2 separate regions of the Homo sapiens genome follow, and region 2 is linked to region 1. The links are chromatin loops, found by intact Hi-C in ENCODE. Cell type or tissue: K562. All regions are shown on one strand.

Evidence for each region. Peaks named below come from ENCODE experiments on the same cell type or tissue, not always from the same donor. Only the 100,000 strongest peaks of a DNase experiment are listed, where the experiment ranks them.
Region 2: it touches region 1 in a loop (2.3-fold over the local background); 1 of 110 quality-filtered maps calls a loop at or near these places.

What each region holds. Positions count from the first base shown.
Region 1 is chr4:55,727,564-55,732,563 of GRCh38, forward strand. No RefSeq gene overlaps it. Among named protein-coding and RNA genes, the nearest start is that of EXOC1L, 90 kb to the right of the region's middle. RefSeq lists cis regulatory regions at 2,125-2,851, 2,902-3,365. In K562, no CTCF peak of the experiment used is centred here; DNase peaks (open chromatin) are centred at 2,438 and 3,168.
Region 2 is chr4:55,668,952-55,673,951 of GRCh38, forward strand. No RefSeq gene overlaps it. Among named protein-coding and RNA genes, the nearest start is that of NMU, 35 kb to the left of the region's middle. In K562, no CTCF peak of the experiment used is centred here; a DNase peak (open chromatin) is centred at 1,960.

The DNA.
Region 1 (5,000 bases):
CATGATCACCCCCACTATGACCCTGCTGGACTTAAGAGGGTGAAGCTTCAAGGACACCCAAATCCTTTCACATCTGAACCAAATGGACCGAAGCTTTGAAAGAAGCTGGAGTTTCCTCATGGCCTGTCTAGCCTCCTTGGTGAATTCTGGTGTCCAGAGGACCTTTCATTTGCTCTAATGGCTGCCATCCAGTAACAACATCTTTCTCAATAGAGAGGTACCACTCAGTTTTTACCCATAAGGGTACAGCCTAACCCAGCCCATCAAGACAGGGACACCACACAAGCCTAAATATTCTGTTTGCCCTGAGAGGGCTGGAGGCGGTTATCACCCCTCCCATCTCTGTGGCTGAATTCTTGACTGATGCTGTATTTCCCAGGATCTTCTCTGGTCTCCCACAAGCACTAGAGCCCTGCCTAAAATAGTTTCAGTTCACTGGAGCCCTAATTCCCACATCCAGAATATGATAGCCCTGTTTCTCCAGGCTATATCTTGCTTCCAGGACGCCTTCCAGATATACCATCTACACACCCTTCTGAATCCAAAAAGTCCTTGCTTCCCAGTCTTGCCCTACCCTCTGAGAGAGAGTTTGAATCCTGATGCCAGATTGGGTTGGACTAAAGCAATGTTTTCCAAATTTCTCTAGTCATAAAAGCTCATCAGGAGCACTCATTAAAAATACAGAATCCTAAGCTCTCTCCTAAAGATCCTGCTGTGAGAGACATGGGGCAGGGCCTGGCCGTGTATTTTTTTTTTTTTTTTTTTTTTTTTTTGAGACGGAGTCTCGCTCTGTCGCCCAGGCTGGAGTGCAGTGGCGGGATCTCGGCTCACTCCAAGCTCCGCCTCCCGGGTTCACGCCATTCTCCTGCCTCAGCCTCCCAAGTAGCTGGGACTACAGGCGCCCGCCACTACGCCCGGCTAATTTTTTGTATTTTTAGTAGAGACAGGGTTTCACCGTTTTAGCCGGGATGGTCTCGATCTCCTGACCTCGTGATCCGCCCGCCTCGGCCTCCCAAAGTGCTGGGATTACAGGCGTGAGCCACCGCGCCCGGCCCTGGCCGTGTATTTTTAGCAAATGTCCAAGATGATCGCTAGAACTTTTTGATATTTAGAGAAACACTAGATTAAAGTTTGCTATACTTTCTTAGACCTGGTGATTTGGGTTTCTAGCCCTAGAAGGGCTCAACCCTTTTGTCCCAACTAATTTCCCGTTGCTTCAACCTCAACCACTTCAATCCTGCCCTTCTTTCTTCCATTTCCCAGCATGTCTTATAGCCAACATCACCCTCACCATGATACTCCTTATACACAGAAAGACTTCCCTAAGATTCTGTTACTAACCTTGCAGGGAACTAGCCTCACCTTCCCGCCCCTTGGATCCGTCCCCTTGGACAGTATGGCTGGCCCATATCAGAATGGAGTTTTCCACACTCCATGGACATGGTGATTTTAATCTCTGGGCCTTCCTGAGAGGGCACCAGCTTTTTATATTCATTAGTTTCTTTTGGCCCTTGCTGGTAACTTCCTTTTTGCTGGATGGCCTATGATCAGCCTATTTATGGTAATTCTAACACTTCAAAACAATATAGAAATACAGTCTCTACCATAGTGTTATGCATATACCTATATCCTCTAATAATTTTTCCTAGGGGTGTAATGTTTACAAGATTTGTCTCTTCCATTTAACTACAGACCTAGTAATTATTAAAACCACTTATTTAGCACCTTTATTTATGCAAGCCATTTTATAAACATATATAATACAGTAAATATTTTAAATTTTCGTTGTATTTCTTTTCTCCTTGAGAATAGAGTCCAACCCCTCAACTTGTTTCTTATCCTTCCTTATTTCCCACAGAACTAAAATGCAAAGACACAAAGTAGGCAGTCAGTAACTGATTACAACATTAGTTAATAAAATAAATGAGACATGTAAGGTATACAACTGAGTGATAGTGAGAACACATAATTAACCTCAAAGACTAGAATGCTTGGAAATCATTTATTAGATGAATGTAATATATCAGGCATGAAATGTCAAAAAGAGAAGAAAGGTCTGCATTTTTGGACCCCTAGGTCATCCTAGACATTAAAGAGGGCCACACCCCCCTGGCAATGAAATGGGACAAAATAAAAATTTGGCCATCAATACTGCCTCTGGGAAATCTCAGGCAAAAGGAAGAAAATGAGAAATAGAAATGAAATCCTAAGCCCACCAAGCAACAGAACAGACCTCTTCTTTGCCAAGGGACCCCAGAGAAACTCAAAAACTGAGTTCCCAGCCATGACGGGATGGGAGGTTGGAGAAACCTCATTATAACCCCTCCCTCACCTTTTCCTAAGGGTTAAACAGAAACCAGCCCTTTGGAAAGACTCACTCCACCCCTAGTATCAACCACCTGATGCGACCTCTCCCTTCTGTGGTTTCTACAAAATAACCGGCCAGCATTCCTTCCTGATAAGAGACCATGGAGGATGCGCAGTAAGGGTTTTCATGTCCTCTGCTTCAACTTTTGACCTCAGAGGGCTGAAAACTCCTCCCTGGGATCATGCTAACTCCACTATTTTTTGAACATGGTACCCATGAAGGGGCATGAAGTTTACTGGGGCATGTGCATATTTCTCCTTTCATAAATATTCATGACTCCTGCTATAGTTTATTGAATATGTATGTTTCGCCACCCCTTTCAGCATAAATTCCTGTTCCCTTTGCTCCTCCCTCAAAGAGCCTGTTTCTAGCTTGTCAGAATGGCCACCCTGTAAGATGCAACCTTATATGAGAAATAAAGCTCCGCTTTCCAAACGAAATAGAGCTACATATTAATCTTAATCTACTTGACAAGTGGAAAATAAAATAGAACAAATAAAAACACAACTCAACTCAACTCTTCTGCCTGAAAATACTGAATGTTCAGGTTGACAGAAATCTAAAAAATGGTGTTTTCCATGTTTATGCTGGTGTAGATCCTATGGAGATGAGATTAGCTGATTTAGGGCTTGTAAAGCTAAGAAATACAGGGAGAAGTTCATTCTGTTTCTGGGAATTCTGATCCTAGATACTCTTCTTAGAAATCATGATAGCTTTCTCTGAAAATGCTTTACTTTGAATCAGTTGCATTCAGGAAAATAGATAATTCTAGCAGAAAAAGGGTAGGATGGCTGTGAATTCATAAGGGAATGGTCACTGACTAAGCATCTGGTACCTCCCAAGCTCCATGCTCAGTGCTTTGTGCATACTCTCTCTGCTGAGGTCCAATGGCACCTGGCATATCAGAAAACTGAAGCTCTGGGAAGTGATATACTTTGTCCCAGGTCACTGAGTCACAGAGCCAGGACTCTGACCTAGGTCAGTCTGACTCCAGAGACAAAGTTATTTTCCCAACATCCAGTTACCAACCCAACTCAATCAAAGGCTATTGAGCACTTGTGCCAGACACTGTTCTAGAACTGGGATGGCAGTGATCACAGACAAAATCCCTGCCTTTGAGGAGTCTACATTCTAGGGGTTCCCAGATTATCATTTGGGATATTTAACATATTTAAGATCATTTAAGATAACTTTGAGATATCTGGAGAGACACACCAAGAAAGGAATGATGAAGCTATCAGAATCCTAAATCAACAAGAAACCACATCCAGAGATGTTTTTTTACACTTATTTTTCTAAGGTTCACTAAAACCAAGGCAATTTTTTTCTTTATTTCAAAATGAATGAAAGGCAGAGAAGGCATGCATGCAAGGAATGACATTAGAAATGGCCCGATTAATGTCTCATAAATGTTAACTTTGTGATTCATCTGCTACATTGCATTAAATACCCATAGATACCAGGGTCCACTTTGATATTTGTTTCTTGTGTCATATGTAATAAAAGAAGTCATGTTCTCTATTCCACACAGACACTCCATGTAGCTGCAATTGCAGTTCTTATTCTGGTCGTCTCTTGACCTTAAAACTTCTAAAGGCTTTGGAGAAGAGTTTAGAGTGGCCCAAACTATAAAGAAAATTGAATTTAGCAAGCAATTCCCAAGAGTCTCCAAAGTTCATTTATGTAATTGCCAATGCAGAATCATTTTTAAATCTTGAACAGAAACCTCCTTTTGCTTTCACATTTTTTTCCTAAGTATAGAATAAAAATCAATTAGGAATAATTGTCTTCAGATTTGGTATGATACTGATCTAAAGATTCAAATAAGCATCAACCCTGAAACAGCTTTGGGAAAACCTACTTTAACCCTGTAGTAAGGAGATCTTGCATTGGAATGAGAAAATTAGCAATTTTGAGTGCCCCCTTATATTGTCAACATTTTGACCAAGGCGAGTGTTATTGAAAACACTACCAAACTGGAGGTGCCTTTATTTATATGTAGTTATGTTTGTTGCTTTTAAAAATCTAGACACATTCTTGCCATGCAAAGGAATAATTCAGACATTTAAATGCTGAGACTCTTGCCCTCAGTACTAAAGTATAAATAAAGAGAACTTCTCTGCTCTGCTCTCCCCACCTACCTCTGCTAGTCAGATTCTTCCAACACCCCATCCTCTCTTCAGAAATACGTATGAGTGCACACAGAGCAGAGACCAGATTTATGACTATAAATGGAATTTGCTGACCTGGATTTGGGTTTTGTGAGGATAAAAGAGAGAGATTACATTAGGCACAAGGAAGAGAAGGCAGTGAAAAAGGGAGAGAGAAGCGAAGAACTTTCATATATTAAAAAGGAGCAGAAGAGAGTGATGGAAACTGGACCAATGGGAGGGAGAGAAGAAACTAACACTGAAAGGAAATATTATTGAGGAAACTGTGACCAGAAAATTGTTATGGATTATTGTCAACCTTCCTTTTTTCCCAAAGCATTTGGTGTTACTTCCTTATACAAGTAGTCCAAGAACTCACATTCTGGCATTTAAAATTTTCTTTAAAAAAAAAAATTCATATACCTAATTACTTCTTTCCATTCATTTGTTAAAATAATAAACATAAAATTGATCTTTATGTT
Region 2 (5,000 bases), 59 kb before region 1:
GATTTTGGAGGAGGTGGGAGGGGTGAAACAAATGCCCATTCATCTGAAAAGTCATTTTAAGACTGAGTTCCAGAGGGCTGCTAAAAATGCTTAGGGTTCTCTAACTTGGCAACTGTTCAAATGTGCAACTCCTCTATTATTGCTCCTTCTGTATTTGTTTCTTCTCACCAAAGTACTTTAGTAAAATAATAATTCAAGAGAAATTTATCATTCAGCTCTCAAAATAGCGCCATTCAGAATACAAATTTAACTACACTGGCTTCAGTGCTTTGAAAATGTTTAGGATCTCATTAATTTTGACCTAATTTGATTAGTATATTTAAGAATCATATTATATAAATGTAGTTTTATAAATTCCTATGTAATAGAATAAGCATGACCTAAATAAACAATTTATTAACAATTCAGATATATCCAAATGGTTAAATATCTAAACACAGTTTCCATCAAGGTAACCATCTGGATATACCTGAATACTAAAAAAAAAAAAAAAAAGAGAGAGAAAAATAAATGTAGAAAAGTGGTTTTTTGTTTTTTTTTTTTGAGACGGAGTCTTGCTCTGTCACCCAGGCTGGAGTGCAGTGGCGTGATCTCGGCTCACTGCAAGCTCCACCTCCCAGGTTCATGCCATTCTCCTGCCTCAGCCTCCTGAGTAGCTGGGACTACAGGAGCCTGCCACCATGCCTGGCTAATTTTTATTTTTATTTATTTATTTATTTATTTATTTATTTATTTATTTATTTTTTGTATTTTTAGTAGAGACAGGGTTTCACCGTGTTAGCCAGGATGGTCTCGATCTCCTGACCTCGTGATCCGCCCGCCTTGGCCTCCCAAAGTGCTGGTATTACAGGCGTAAGCCACTGTGCCCAGCCCAAATATCATTTTCTTTCATCTGTGTCTATGCATTACAATTTTAACTATTACTACTAATGCTTACTTCCTAGAATTGACTCATCAGGAGTTTGTTCTACCACCATTTCTAAATACAATTCGTAACTTTTACCTTTAACTGATTGCAGCAAAGCTGCAGTTTTGTACCATAGGTGACTAGGTAGCCCTCCAGGGATCAAATATTCTTCATTTTCTCTCTCTCTCTCTCCCCCCAACCCCCTATTCTTTCTGTTCCCAAACCACATGTTTCCTAAGCCAAGGTTATTTTAGCAAATCCCACCTCTCTGACACCAACTGAAAAGGGAAAAACGTTTTTTTGTTTTTTTGTTTTTTTTTCCCCTTATACTCTCACTTAACACTCACAACACTTCACTTCTGACCACCAATTGTGTAGGGATCTTTTTCACACCAAGCAATTCCCTAGTTCTCTGCAGACACTGACTGGGCATTCTACAGTTTAACCCAATTTTAACACTATCTACCTGGAAATGGCTTTCAGAGTACACAGGTTAAGGGCTCAGTCCCATAAGTGAAGATGGGACCCCACTTCAGATATCAATCACAGCTTGTCACCTGCATTTCTGGCTGACCAGCTATAAATCAGAGGTTTGCATGACCTCCTGCTGGGTTCAGTCATTTGCTAAAGCAGCTTATAGAACTCAGGAAAACAGTTTAGGAGTCAAATTTTGAACTAGAAGCATTATATAAAACTAGATTACCAGATTATTACAAAGGATATATTGAAAGATAGAAATGAACAGCCAGATGAAGAGATACATAGGGAGAGGTCCAGAAGAGTCCCAAGCACAGGACCTCCTGTCCCTATGGAGCTTCCAGGTGTGCCACCCTCATAGCACATGGTTGCGTTCTTACTCACCACCCAGAAGCTCTCTGAACTTCATTCCTTTGGGTTTTTATGGAAGCTTCATTGCAACAACATGATTGATTAAATCGTTGGCCATTGGTGATCAACTCAACCTTGAGCTCCCCTCCCCTCCCTGAAGGTGAGCAATGGGGCTGGAAATTCCAACTCTCTAATCACATGATTGGTTATCTTGGCAACCAGACCCCATCCTGTGGTTATCTGGAGGCTTTCTAAAAATTACCTCATTAACATAAATTCATGTATGGATAAAAGGGGCTTGTTATGAATAACACAAGATGCTTCTTTCACTTTTATCATTCTGGAACTGTTTCAGGAACCAAGGGCAAAAAAGTCAAATATTATAACAATAAGATACTACCATAGCTCTAATAGCTTAGGAAATTTCAAGGGTTTTAGGGGCTGTGAACCAGGAACTGTGGATGAAAACCAAAACATATACTTCCTATTATATCACAATATCACACAACTGTATGCAATAAATATTATCTTCACATTTCAGATGGGGAAACAAATGTAAAGAGAGGAAGGGACTTCCCCAAAGAGAAATATAAATTAAATTGAAATGAAATCAAATTAAATCATATCGTGAATGTAGAATAGAGATGAAGCATGAATGACAATTGATATTTTAATTAAATTCAGAATTTAGGTCTTTGAGAATGAAAGATTAAAGGTTCCTGGCTGAATTAAATAGTTTAGTACTATAAACTATACACTTTCCTCTTAGTACTACTTTCACTGTATCCCATAAGTTTTGGTATGTTGTGTTTCCATTATTATTTGTTTCAAGAAACTTCAATTTCCTTGTTAATTTCTTCATTGAATCACTGGTAATTCAGGAGCATGTTGTTTAATTTCCATGTGTTTGTATAGTTTTTTGAATGTTTTAAGGCTTGTTTTGTCGTTTTCTTTCAGACTGAAGAACTCTCTTTAGCACTTTTTTGTAGAAAAGACCTGGTGTTGATGAAGTTCTTCAGCTTTTGTCTGGTAAAATATTTATTTCTCCTTCATGTTTTAAGAAGATTTTCACTGGATATACTATTCTAGCATAAAATATTTTTTCCTTCAGCACTTTAAATATGTCATGCCACTTCCTCCTGGCCTGTAAGGTTTCCACCAAAAAGTCTGCTGCCAAACATATTGGAGCTCCATTGTATGTTATTTGTTTCCTTTCTCTTGCTGCTTTTAGAATCCTTTCTTTATCCTTGACCTTTGGGAATTTGATTATTGAATGTCTAGAGGTGGTTTTCTTTGGGTTAAATCTATCTGGTGTTTTATAACTCTCTTGTACTTGAATGTTGATATCTTTTCCAGGTTTGGAAAGTTCTCTGTTATTATCCCTTTGAATAAACTTTATATCCCGATGTCTCTCTCCACATCCTCTTTAAGGCCAATAGCTCCTAAATTTGCCCTTTTGAGGCTATTTTTTCTATATCTTGTAGGCCTGCTTTATTGCTTTTTATTCTTTTGTCTCCTTTGTGTATTTTCAAGTGGTCTCTCTTTAAGCTCACAAGTTCTTTCTTCTGCTTGCAATTCTACTGTTAAGAGGTTCTGATGCATTCTTCAGTAGGTCAATTGCATTTTTCAACTCTAGAATTTCTGCTTGATTCTTTTTAATTGTTCCAATTTCTTTGTTAAATTTATCTAATATGATTCTGAATTCCCTATGTTATCTTAAATTTCTTTGAGTTTCCTCAAAATAATGATTTTGAATTCTCTGTTGAAAGGTCACATATCTCTGTCTCTGCAGGATTGGTCACTGGTGCCTTATTTAGTTCCTTTGGTGAAGTCATGTTTTCCTGGATGGTCTTGATGCTTATGGATGTTTGTCAGTATCTGGGAATTGAAGAGTTAGGTATTTATAGTAGTCTTCACAGCGTAGGGTTGTTTGTACCCATCCTTCTTGGGAAGGCTTTCCAGGTATTCTAAAGGACTTGGGAGTTGTGATCTAAGTTTTGGCCATTGTAGCTGTATCTGTATTAGAAGATACCCCAAGCCTGGTAATGGTGTGGCTCTTGCAGACTCATAGAGTACTTGGATAATAGAGGTGGACTTGGATAATACCCAGAAGAATTCTCTGGATTATCAGGGAGAGACTCTTGCTCTCTTCCCTTACTTTTTCCCAAACAAATGGAGTCTCTCTCTGCGTGCTGAGCTTCCTGGAACTGGGGAAGAAGTGACATAAGCACAGTTGTGGCCACCACCACTGGGACTGTGCTGGGTCAGACCTGAAGCGAACACAGCACTGGGTTTTGCCCAAGTCCCACAGTAACCACTGTCTGGCTATTGCCTATATTTTCTCAAGGTCCTAGGGCTCTACAATCAGCAGGTAGCAAAGTCAGCCAGGCTTGTGTCCTTCCCTTCAGAGAGGCAAGTTCCCTCCCTGCCTCAGGGCCTGGGCAGATCTAGAGATGCCATTGGTGAGCCAGGACCTAGAGTCAGAACTTTAGGAATCTACCTGGAGCTCTATTCTACTGTGGCTGAATTGGTACCCAAGCCAGAAGTCAGAGTTCTTCCCACTCTTCTCTCAATTTTCCACTAGCAGTAAAGTCTTTCCCTGTGGCCACCACCACCGCAGGCCCATGGCCAGTACTGCAGGACTACTGCCGATGTTCACGCATGGCTCAAGGGCTCTTCAGGCAGCTTATGGTGAATGCTTCCACACCTGGGACTCTCCCTTCAGGGAAATTGGCCTCCCTGTGGCCCAGGACAGGTCCATAAATGTCCAAGAGCCAAGGCTTGGAATCAGGGACCCCAAAAGCCCACTTGCTGCTTTATACCATTGTGGTTGAGCTGGCATCCAAGCTGCAAGACAAAGTCCTCTTTACTCTTCCTTCTTCTTTTTTCAAGCAGAAGGACTCCCTCCTCATACCCACCATAGCTGGAAATGTGCTGAGTCACACCTGAAACCAGTATATCTTTGAGCTTCACCCAAGGCCCATGGCAAACACTGCCTGGGTACTACTACTAACTATTCGGGGTCCAAGGGCTCTTTAGTCAGCAGGTGATGAATACTACCATGACTGGGTTCCTCCCTTCAAGGCAACTGGTTTCCTTCTGGCCCAGAATGTGTCTAGAATTGTTGTCTGGGATCTAGGGCCCAGAATGGGGGACTCAGGACTCTGCCTGGTGCCCTATCCTACTGTGGCTGAGCTGGTATCCAAGTTGCAAGACACAGTTTTCTTTACTCTTCCCTCTCCCCTCCTCGAGTGAAAGGAAGGCA